2 separate regions of the Homo sapiens genome follow, and region 1 is linked to region 2. A link is an interaction called in ENCODE POLR2A ChIA-PET data of the cell type or tissue named here. Cell type or tissue: HCT116. All regions are shown on one strand. Each heading gives the region's core, and the rest is flanking DNA. Links, peaks and the distances in the headings are about the cores only. Region 1 overlaps CACNA1A (calcium voltage-gated channel subunit alpha1 A). Region 2 holds the start of MAST1 (microtubule associated serine/threonine kinase 1).

Region 1 (5,371 bases), core at 127-5,126, 560 kb after region 2:
AAGCTTAAAAAACGGACAATTTCCCCTGCAGCTTTGGGTCTTCATTCTGAAGGCTCTCGTGCAAACACATTAAATAAATCTGCCTGCCTTTTCTCCAATTAATATGCCTTGTGAGTTGATTTTTTTCAGTGAACCTTCAGAGGGTCAAGCCCTTGGCCACTACAAAACCAAGGTTCCGGAAGGCCAGGTGTCTTGTCAGAACACTCATTGGTTCATTTCAGAGCTGAACTTGAACTAAAGCTTTCTGACTCTACTCTTCCCCGTGAGGGAAGCCTCCATCGCAGCAAAGCAGCTCACTCAACTTTCTTGCTTCTCAACTGCTCCTTTGCCTAGAGAGTCTCCTCCCTACTGATCCACAGCTCTCTGTCTCCCTTCAAAACTGCCTCTTGTGCTGTTTTCTCTCTTCTCCATTCCATAACATGCATGGGCTCAGGTTACACCACAGCTGCGCCGGCCCCTAGAACTTTCTGGGATGATGGAAATGTTCTATTCTGATCTGTCCAATATGGTAGCCAAGAGCCACGTGTGGCTAATGAGCATTTGAAATGGGGCTCAGTGGCTAAAATTTTCATTTGGTTAAATTTTAATGAATGTACATTTATATTTAAATAGCCTCGTGTGGCTAGTGGCTATCCTGCTGTACCATGCAGCTCTGCAGTTGAATTATAGAGTGGATTACATAATCGAGGGCGTGCAGTCCGTCACATGATGGTGCAAACTAGTCATTCCCTGTGTGCCCTCTAGGTCAATGCTCCAGCGGGCTCTGTGCCCTCGAGGCGGACCCTTGAAGACTACAACTCCCAGAATGCTTTGCTCCGTTTCCGGTTTGGTTTGGCTGAGGGGAAGCGCTGGCAGAAGATGAGGGGAGGGAAAGAGATTGGAATATTGCTTCCCTGCTCCCTCCCTGGTTCTGACAGTAGTCCCTTCTGCACAGCTCTGCCTCCACTGGGTTCCAGGAAATGTAGGGCTCGCGATGGCTTCTCTCTGAGGACCTCAAACAGCCGTTATCTATTTCTCTCACCTGTTCCTATCTCTTTAAGGAGTCTCTTCATGGCATGGTCTTCTTTTGAACCATCTAGAAGTTAATTCTTTTTCCTGTTAGGACCCTGATTGGTATGAGGTGGGAGGAATGAATGGTTCATGAAAGCTGCCCACCTGAAGACCTTGAAGTCCCCCCAGTTTCTGAGGTCAAAGTCTGGAGAAGCAGGATTTGATTCTAGATTTCCCTACCTCAAGAGGGAGGGATGCTCTACTGCTTTTTTTCAAATAAGACTTCAAATTGTGGGGAGAGACATTCTTCCAGATTCTTGCTTCACCCCATTGTAAGGCAAAGGCAAATCCTGAGAGCTGGAAGCCCAAGAAACAGAGGAGGTGGGTGGAAGAACTCAGGAGTGTCCCTTAAAACTGTCCTAAGGGTGGAAGAAGATAGGAATGTCCCTTAAAATTGTCCTAAGGTAGGGCTTGCAAGGAGGTGACACAGATCAAAATGTGAAGCTTGATTCTCAGTGAGGACCCACGCAGAGACTGATGTCTGTCTCTCCTTCCTGGATGCTCAGTTAGACTCCGTTTCCCAGCTCTGCAAGTGGGCGCCGCCATGTACGCTCTGGTGACATCGATCAAAATGTGGAGCTTGATTCTCAGTGAGGACCCACGCAAAGACTCATGTCTGTCTCTCCTTCCTGGATGCTCAGTTAGACTCCATTTCCCAGCTCTGCAAGTGGGTGCCGCCATGTAAGCTCTAGCCAGTGGGAGGTAGATGGAAGTCATATGGACTACTTCTGGGTCTGTCCCAGAAACATTTCTCCTGTGCCCTTCTCATGCTCTTTTCCCTTCTGTGGCTTGATATCAAGAAGCATGGAGACTTTGGAAGCCATGGGTTGAAGATGAGGAGCTACAATATGGAACAAGCCTGGGCCCCTGACTTACTGCTTAGAGGAGAGGTGCCTGCTGTTTAAGAATACATTTTTTTTTTGGCCAGGCACGGTGGCTCACGGCTGTAATCCCAGCACTTTGGGAGGCCGAGGCAGGTGGGTCACCTGAGGTCAGGAGTTTAAGACCAGCCTGACCAACATGGTGAAACCCCACCTATACTAAAAATACAAAAAATTAGCCAGGTGTGGTGGCGGGCACCTGTAATTCCAGCTACTGGGGAGGCTGAGTCAGGAGAATGCTTGAACCCAGGAGGTGGAGGTTGCAGTGAGCCGAGACTGGGCCATTGCACTCATGCCTGGAGGATAAGAGCAAAACTCCGTCGCAAAAGAAAAAAAAAAAAAGAATACACCTTTTGAACTTTATCTGTGCAAGAACGAAATTTTTATTGTTTTGAGCCCTTATGCATGTTGGGATTCTTTGTTACAGCTGCAAGCATATCTAATACACTTAATAGGAACTTATAAACAGTAACTAATACACTTGGGCAGGTAAATTGTCAGTTTCATGAGACCATGGATTTGCCTCTTTGGTTCACTGATGGATCTCTGGTGTCTAGAACAGGGCTGAGCAGGTGGAAGGGTTCAATAAGTGTTTGTTGAATGAGCTATCAGCTTCCAATTTTTCTTTGCAGCTGACTGGAAAGCAGAGAAGTATAGTAGATGCAAGCTCTGGCTCCCAGGTGGGAAAGGGTTGGGTTTATATCCTGCCTGATTATTTACTAATTGTCTACATTGGGCAATTGCCAAGCCTCAGTTTCCTCATAGGGAGGTTGGAGAATTATATAAAAGCTCTTTCTTTTTGTGGACAGAGTGAGGATTCAACGTGATCATTCATGAGAAGTGCTGAGCACACCACCTGATGCATAGTAAGTGCTCAGGAAGTAGCGGTCATGATTATCTGGACTTTTCTCATTCTCTGGGCAAACAAAAAGCACAGAAGCTGCCCCTGCAATAGGCTCTGACAAATTTCAGGCCCCGAGGGGAGGGAGGCCAGGCTTGAGCCTGGGATTATAGCCAAAGACCAGCTCAGGAAACAATATTACATTCCCATGATCCTCCTGCGATCCCAGGAGGGCTTGAGCCTCTGTTTCTTGTCCTGACCTCAGACTAACTCTGCAGAAATGCTGCTCGGGGCTTGGACTAGCTGCTCTGGTTCAGGGAGCCCCATTGAGACCTGGAACTTAGAGGGCCTGGTGGAGTCCTCAAGACTAATGTGGGGAATGAGCCATAGTTTAATTCAGGACACCCCACTTTTTTCAAGTATTATTATTATCACCAGCCTGGAGTTATGCGTGATTGGGCAGATGCCTTAGGACTGATCAGGTTTTTCTCCTCCATTAATTAAAATGTGAATCACAGCTGAGTCACTAAAGAAAACGGTTAATGAGCAATTCTGACTTCCTCCCTCCTTCCTTGCTCAGAGAGATGAGTCAGCAGAAGTCCAGATCCAAAAATGAGAAGAAGAAGAAGAAGAAGAAGAAGAAGGAGAGAAAAGGAAAAAAAAAAAAGCCCAGAAGAGATGTAGGGCTTGGGAAAGCAGGAGCAAAATGAACCTGAACCATATTATTCTTTGTCTTAGCAGAAAAAAGTTCCCAAATCGCTATCCCAAGGCCTAACGGTCAAATCCTCTAATGAGCACGACCAGTTCTCATTTTTACAGACAGACCCACAGGCACCCAGAGATGGATCCAAGCCCCAGCAATCTCCTTTCTTGCTTTCCTCAAGCAACGACAGGCTCCTCACCATGCCAAAAACAACCACCAACCTCCACCTTTCTTTTTCTGCTTCGTTTTCCCCACAAAGCCCAGGCTCTCCTTTGAATTCAGACATCATGGTCATGTTTCATAAGATAAGGGACGAGTGAGGAGCTGGGGTGCCTCCGGTCAATAGGAAAGGGCCATGGGGAGTAACAGTAGAAGATTTCAGAAGTGGGGAGGTCCCTCAGAATCAGGGAAGCTACGTAACTCAAAACATGATTCCTGGAGCCAGGCTAAGCCTGGATCCTGGCTTCGTGTAGAGCTAATCAATCTTTCTGAGCCTCAGTTGTCTCATCTGTAAAATGGGGAGAGTAAAAATACCTACGCAGTGTTGCAAAGATGAAAAAGTCAGCACCCATCAGAAGTTAACAATTATAATATTCATTAGAAAACTATGATCCAAGAATTTCTGCCTCACCCATAGGGTCACCCCAAAGCAAGATGATCAGACAGGTTGGGGAGATGGTCCTCACTGAGCACTGGCACACACACTTGAACAGGTGTGTGTGTGTGGGTGTGCAAGCTCTCATGTGTGTGCATGCAATTTCCCCTCCCAAATCAACTGATCATGTATAACACTGCACATTCGACTTTTGACTTTTGCAGGATGAATTTTCATGATGCCTATTTATATTTTCAAATTATGAGCAGGGGCTTTCACCAATTACCCCTGTCTTGACCCCTTGTTATTCAAATGATTCTCTTTTGAAGAGCCTGCAGTGTCCCAGTCCTTGTCAATTTTTAACTAGATGAATACTGTCCAGATCCCATCTGCTAATGTCTGGGGGTGTGATTTCAGCAGCTTGCCACCATCATGCTCACTGACTTTAAGAAATCTTCTATTTTTTGCAAGGTTGGTAATTTCTAAGTCAGTTTGCCTTGGACTTGTGCTAGAGTGTAAGATAATATTTAACAATCTAGAACAGTGACTCTCAACCAGGGGTGATTTCACCTCCCAGGGGACATTTGGCAATGTGTGGAGACATTTTTGGTTCTCACAACTGGGGCGCGGGCGCTACTGGCATCAAGTAAGTTGAGGCAGTGCACAGGATAGCTCCCATTTTGGAGCTAATAATGCAGCCCCCAAAGTCATCAGTGCTGTGGCGGAGAAACTCTGACCTAGAACCCAGGGGGCCATGGCGGTCCTGAGGCAGAGTCTTGCTCTGTCATTCAAGTTGGAGTAAAGTGGCGTGATCTTTGCTCACTGCAACCTCCACCTCCCAGGTTCAAACGATTCTCCTGCCTCAGCCTCCTGAGTAGCTGGAATTACAGGCACCCACCGCCACACCCAGCTAATTTTTCTATTTTTTTAGAGACAGGGTTTTGCCATGTTGGCCAGGCTGGTCTTGAAATCCTGACCTCAGGTGATCTGCCCGCCTCAGCCTCCCAAAGTCCTGGAATTACAGACCTGAGCCACTGTTGCCTGTCCAGGACTCACTTTTACAAGTAGTCAATTCAGTCAGTTCCTTAGGGACCAAAAAATGGATTATGCCAATTTTAGGGTCCTTCTGCCTCTTTCTAAACTACAATGAATTTATACTAAGCGTGGGGCTCTGCAGCCAGATTTCCTGGATTCAAATTCCAACTCTGCCACTTCCTAGCTGTGTGACCTTGGGCAAGATATTTAACGGCTCTGGGTTTCCATGTTCTCACTAATACATGTGACCAATAAAGCACCCACTG
Region 2 (5,371 bases), core at 54-5,053:
AGCAACGGCAGGTCCACGCTGACCTTCATCGTTTTGCCCCTTTGCCTTCCAGAAGGATTTGCCCCTGCCCCGGAAAAGCAGCAGGTGAGCCTGGGGAGAGACGTGGCGGGGGCTGGCCGCCCCTTCTCCCGCCGGGGTGGGGGCGCCAGGCGAGTGCGCGGGCGGGGCCTGGCTCGCCGGCACGCAGCAGCGCCCCCTCCCGGCCGGCTGCAGCCGCAGGGCCCTCCCCTTCCCTGCCCTCCCCTGCCCGCTGCGGCGGCTGCAGCCTCCGCCCCGCGCGCTTGCTCCCCGCGCCGCCGCCGCCGCCGCCTCCGCCGCTGCTGCCGCACCTGCCACCATGTCGCCGCCGCCGGGTCATGTCTGACTCTCTCTGGACCGCGCTTTCTAATTTCTCGATGCCCTCCTTCCCCGGCGGCAGTATGTTCCGCCGCACCAAGAGGTAGACCCCCGATCCCCTAGACATTGTCCCGGCCCTCCCCGCAAAAGCCGCCGCTCCGGGTACTGCTGCAGGGCGGGGCCCGGGATGCTGCGCCCGGTCCAGCTGCGCCAGAGGTGCCCCAGCTGCGCCTTCCCGCCGGGGTTGGGGTTGAATGGGGGGTGGTGTGGGCCGAGTCTGGGGGGCTTGCACGCTGGAGAGGACGGCCGCGGGGGGAGGGGGCTGCGCCACTGGGGGTTTGTGGCGCCTTTGTCTGCTGGCGCTGCGGGCTCCAACAGCCTGGTGGGGGTAGAGGAAGAAGGGGAGGCTGGGGGGCTTGGCACCCTCAGAACAATAGCCGCAGCCTGGCCTCCCCCCACCCCCATGCCGCGTGCTCCTGGACGCGCTAATATGCTCAGTCACTGCGGCTGTGGGTGAGGGGACGGACGGAGGGGCTTGGGGCTCCCTCTTCGGGAGCTGGATGCTGAGGGGTAGAAAAAAGGGGGGGTTTATCATAACACAACCCCCCCCCCCGAACACAGCCTTACACTGAAAATAGTGACACACAGCGTCACACAGGACATGATGTCACACACATACACACAACAGCCCTAGTGGCCCAGATACACTGGGAGGTGCCACACATACCTAGCCTTGCAGCTGCCACAGGTCAGAACCATGCACAGACACACAGGGGCACCACGTCGTGTACACCTAGTAAGATGTCACTTACATGGCGATCCACACACACACAGTTATGTCATCCAAGATGCAAACATGTGTTTCAATATCCCATCCATGCATCCAAGAATGTCACAACACACGATGTCATATCTAGGTATCTCACATACTATGTCACACTGACATCAGGATAAACAGATGTAGGGATCTTGCAGAGACAGAACCACGCAAAATCACATGTTATCACATTGCAAGACTCACCTAGAGAATGTCAAATGTGGTGACATGTTTGGACACAGTGTCACAAGATGTTAAATTCACACAATAGATGCTACATACACATGGACAAGCATGGTGAATGTCACACCCAGACGGAAGGACAGTATCGGACACAGACTCAGAATGCCACACAAAGACATAGATACATGTAGGGGGGATCATGCATCCTGGCCAGGCATGGTGGCAGGCACCTGTAGTCCCAGCTACTCAGGAGGGTGAGGTGAGGCGGGAGGATTGCTTGAGCCCAGGAGTTTGAGGCTGCAGTGAGCCACTGCACACTGCACTCCAGCCGGGCGACAGAGCGAGACATTGATTTAAAAGAAAAAAAATAATAATAATACAACCTGCCTGTGTTACAGCACACATTGTTATGGACAAGTGGCATTTCACACTGTGTCACATAGACACACAAATGCTCAAATTGTATCACACAAGATAAACCCACGTTGTGTCACACGTATCACACTAGAATGCATTCAGCGTCACACATTGTTGAATTCATACAGTGGATACCACACGTGGATACCTACAGTGAATGTCACGCATAGACTGAGACACGCTCAGTATCACCAATGGTGTCACCTAGACACAGTGACTATCACACCATGACAGACACTGCCCTACACATAATCCATACTGAGAGTTTCTCACACACATGTCATATGCACATCCCCTGCCGTACACAGTCCTGCCGAGGCCTGCACCACCTTTCTTCGAGAAACCCTCCCAGGGAGCCTCCAAACACACATGGATGGGAGATAGGCGGGGATCTGAGACAGGAGGTCAGCTGGTGGGGCTCAAGAACTCACTGGGCTGCGGCCCGGCCCGGCCCCCCTGCCTTACCTTCCCCGCAGCTGCCGCACCAGTAATCGGAAAAGCCTCATCCTGACCAGCACTTCACCCACGCTACCGAGACCCCACTCCCCGCTGCCAGGTCACCTAGGTGAGGCCAGTGGTAGAGACTTGGTGGGTGCAGACTGGCCTACAGTAGGCGGGGCCTCAGGCGAGGAAGCGTGGTCATGCTACAGAAGGGGCGCAGTTTGAATGGAGGCGAACCAGTTTGGATAAGGGGCGGGGCCATGCTTGTGTGGGTGTGGTCAGTCGCAGAGGGACGGTCATTGGGGGGCGGAGACTCAGGTGGGCGGAGACTCAGGTGGGACGGACAGAAAGGAGGAGTCGTACCTGAGGGGCGGGGCCATCCCAGATGAAGCCAGAATCGTCTTGGAAGGGGCCAGGCTGACTCGGCAACGAAAAAATTTAGAGAGGCGGGGCCACAGGCGAAGGGGCGTGGTCTCCCCATAATAGGCGGGACTAGACTAAAGACAGGACATGCTGCTGTTTGCACGCCGCTTTAGGGAACGAGAGACCTGACAGGATTTGCCCCCTCTTTCTCTCATAGGCAGCAGTCCCCTGGACAGCCCCCGAAACTTCTCCCCCAACACCCCCGCCCACTTCTCGTTTGCCTCCTCCCGAAGGTGAGTCCCTCCCCTCCAGGGCCCCAGAACCCTGGGCAGACCCTCCCCAACCACTGTCTGGGCCGCCATCTGTTCTCCTCCTAATTGCACCCGAGCTGGGGCCTGAGGGGACCAGCGAGTGCCCCAAGGTCTCAGCGGGAAGGAGCGCCTAGCCTTCGGGGCGGGGCCTATAAGAAGGCGGGGTCCAATCGCCGATCTGGAACGGGGAAGGCGGTGGGGCTCCCTTTGCGGCAGGTCGAAAGCGCGTGCGCCCTGGGCGCGGGGTCTTAGTCTCTCCGAGCCTTGCTCTCCTGGCCAGGTGTTTCCATAGCAACAGGACGGGGCAGCCAAGATGACGTGCGCAAGCGCAGATTGCGCGATGCCTATCGAGGGACTCTTGGTCCCCGAGGTGGGGGAGGACGACTAGGGCTGTTTCTCAAGGGGAGGAATCTCAGGTTTCTTTCCAAGGGTCTCTTAGGGTTTCTGGGGTGTCCTTAAATGAATTTTCTATGGGCCTTTGGTGAAACTGGGGGAGGCAGAGAGGTTTCTCTGATGTTTTCTGGAGAAACGTTTCTGGGAGTTTGGGCCTGTCTCTTTTTCTTTGAACTCTATTCATTCTAAAAATGGTGTCTAAACACCTGCTATGTTCTTAGGAGCTGGGCGTATGGGGTCAATGACGTCCTGTCTCTACCCTCTGAGTCGAATAGGGCAGGCAGGCCAGAGAATGGGGATCAGTGCAAAGGCTGATGAAGGCTGTGTTGTGAGAGTCAAAGGAGACTGTGAAGACAGACAGCTCCCTTGGGAAAGTGGGGGAACCGCCTATTGACCATGGAATTTAGCTGAGGGCAATAGAGAGCCAGGACAAGGCTCTGGGATAGGGTCTCACATGTTTATCCGCAAGCGGGGAGGACTGAGCGAGGGGACTGCTGGGAGGAAGAAGGAAGGGAGGAGTCCAATAAATGGGGTGTGTGTGTGTCCTTGTAACTGTGCAAAGTGTGCTGGTGTGTGTGTGTGATTGTCACTGTGTGAGGGATTACGTGCCTATGCAATGGCACGAGTCTGCGAATGTGAACGTGTGAACATGTGTCTGTAGGATTGTAAGTGTCTGTGAATATGTGAGAGGAGCAAGTCAGGTATGTCTCCAGGTGAGCGTGCAATCTGTGTGTGGGTGTAAGCGTGTGTGAGTGTGTGGCTGTGAGATAGTAAACACAGAGTCACAGTGTTTACTGTCTCTCTCTCTCTCTCTCTTTTTTTTTTCTTTTCTTGAGACAGAGTCTCGCTCTGTTGCCCAGGCTGGAGTGCAATGGCGGGATCTCGGCTCACTGCAATTTCCGCCTTCTGGGTTCAAGCGATTCTCCTGCCTCAGCTTCCCAAGTAGCTGGGATTACAGGCGCCTGCCACCACGCCCGGCTAATTTTTGTATTTTTAGTAGAGATGGGGTTTCACCAGGTTGGTCATGCTGGTCTCGAACTTCTGACCTCAGGTGATCCACCCGCCTCGGCCTCCCAAAATGCTAGGATTACAGGCATGAGCCACCGCGCCCGTCCAGTTTACTGTCTCACAGCCACACGCTTACACATGCACATGCTAATGTGTGTTGTGCACTCACATGAGCACGCGCCGATGTGTGTCCCTGTGTGTGTGCATCTGCGTGCGAGTGTGAATGAGTGTGTCGCTGTGTGCAAGTTTCAATGTGTGGTAGTGAGCGTGGGTGTCTGGAACGTGCATCTGTGTGAATGTGGAAGTGTGGAGTATGTTTGGGTGAGTCTGTGTGTCCGAGTGTGAGTACTGAGTGGAAGCACATGTGTCTATAGGTGAGTGCATGTCTGGTCTTGCACGCGTGATTGTGCATTAGTGTGTGAGAGTGTGATATTTGGGTCCATGGATGGGATAGTCAATACGTGTGGGTGTCTGTGTTGAGGAGTCATGTGTGAGTGTGTGTCTTCGTGTGTGTGAAGTGTAAATGTGTGCACTGCCAGTATGTGAGCCTGACCTGATAGTCACACCAACATTAATGGATTTGGCTGCAACAGTGACTGTGTCTGTGTGCACGAGAGCATAAGGACACAATATTCTATGTCAGAACATGTTGGGGGGTGGGACGGGTCTTTTTTCTCTGAGAAGATCCAAGGGTCTCCCTCAGAGCTTTCTCATGGAGAGTGTTCACTTGGGGGAAATTTCTAGAATCTCTCTGGAAAGGCTTCACTGGGTGGGGGCTTTTCCAGTTCTCGGTGTCCACTCTGAATGATAAGAGAGGGGACCGTGGGGAGGAGAGTGGAGACGGATCCTCCCTCCAATTCCCGGTGCCTGCCTGGAAGAGTCCCTCTTTATCCCCTTGATTCTGAGGGCCTTGAGGAATCTTAGAGTGCAGATATATTCCCCCAACCCCCACCCTGGCCCTGGCCAGTGGCTTCACCCACACCCTGAGGAGTTGGGGGACCGCTGGGGCCTTGTGGCCTCTGAGCACCTTGGCTGGGTTCCAGGGCGGACGGACGCCGGTGGTCTCTGGCCTCGCTCCCTTCATCTGGCTATGGCACCAACA

The links. ChIA-PET counts read pairs that join two places held together with the same protein. Peaks named below come from ENCODE experiments on the same cell type or tissue, not always from the same donor. Only the 100,000 strongest peaks of a DNase experiment are listed, where the experiment ranks them.
Region 1: POLR2A ChIA-PET joins it to region 2 with 6 read pairs; 1 of 35 experiments calls an interaction of 5 or more read pairs at or near these places.

Annotation. Positions count from the first base shown.
Region 1 is chr19:13,396,008-13,401,378 of GRCh38, forward strand. All of the region lies in intron 3 of CACNA1A (calcium voltage-gated channel subunit alpha1 A), which reads right to left. Among named protein-coding and RNA genes, the nearest start is that of CACNA1A, 110 kb to the right of the region's middle. RefSeq lists enhancers at 2,700-3,899, 3,222-3,366, 4,313-4,813, 4,814-5,314 and a cis regulatory region at 3,289-3,299. In HCT116, for the core only: no CTCF peak of the experiment used is centred there; DNase peaks (open chromatin) are centred at 764, 2,964 and 3,294; H3K4me3 peaks cover 1,598 bases; H3K27ac peaks cover 2,991 bases.
Region 2 is chr19:12,838,217-12,843,587 of GRCh38, forward strand. MAST1 (microtubule associated serine/threonine kinase 1) reads left to right here and starts at 299. Exons shown (of 26, transcript NM_014975.3): 1 at 299-439; 2 at 2,230-2,318; 3 at 2,775-2,850; 4 at 5,313-5,371. The coding sequence starts at 357. RefSeq lists silencers at 1-95, 100-279, 330-379 and an enhancer at 2,286-2,345. In HCT116, for the core only: a CTCF peak has its summit at 130; a DNase peak (open chromatin) is centred at 2,535; H3K4me3 peaks cover 1,349 bases; H3K27ac peaks cover 2,211 bases.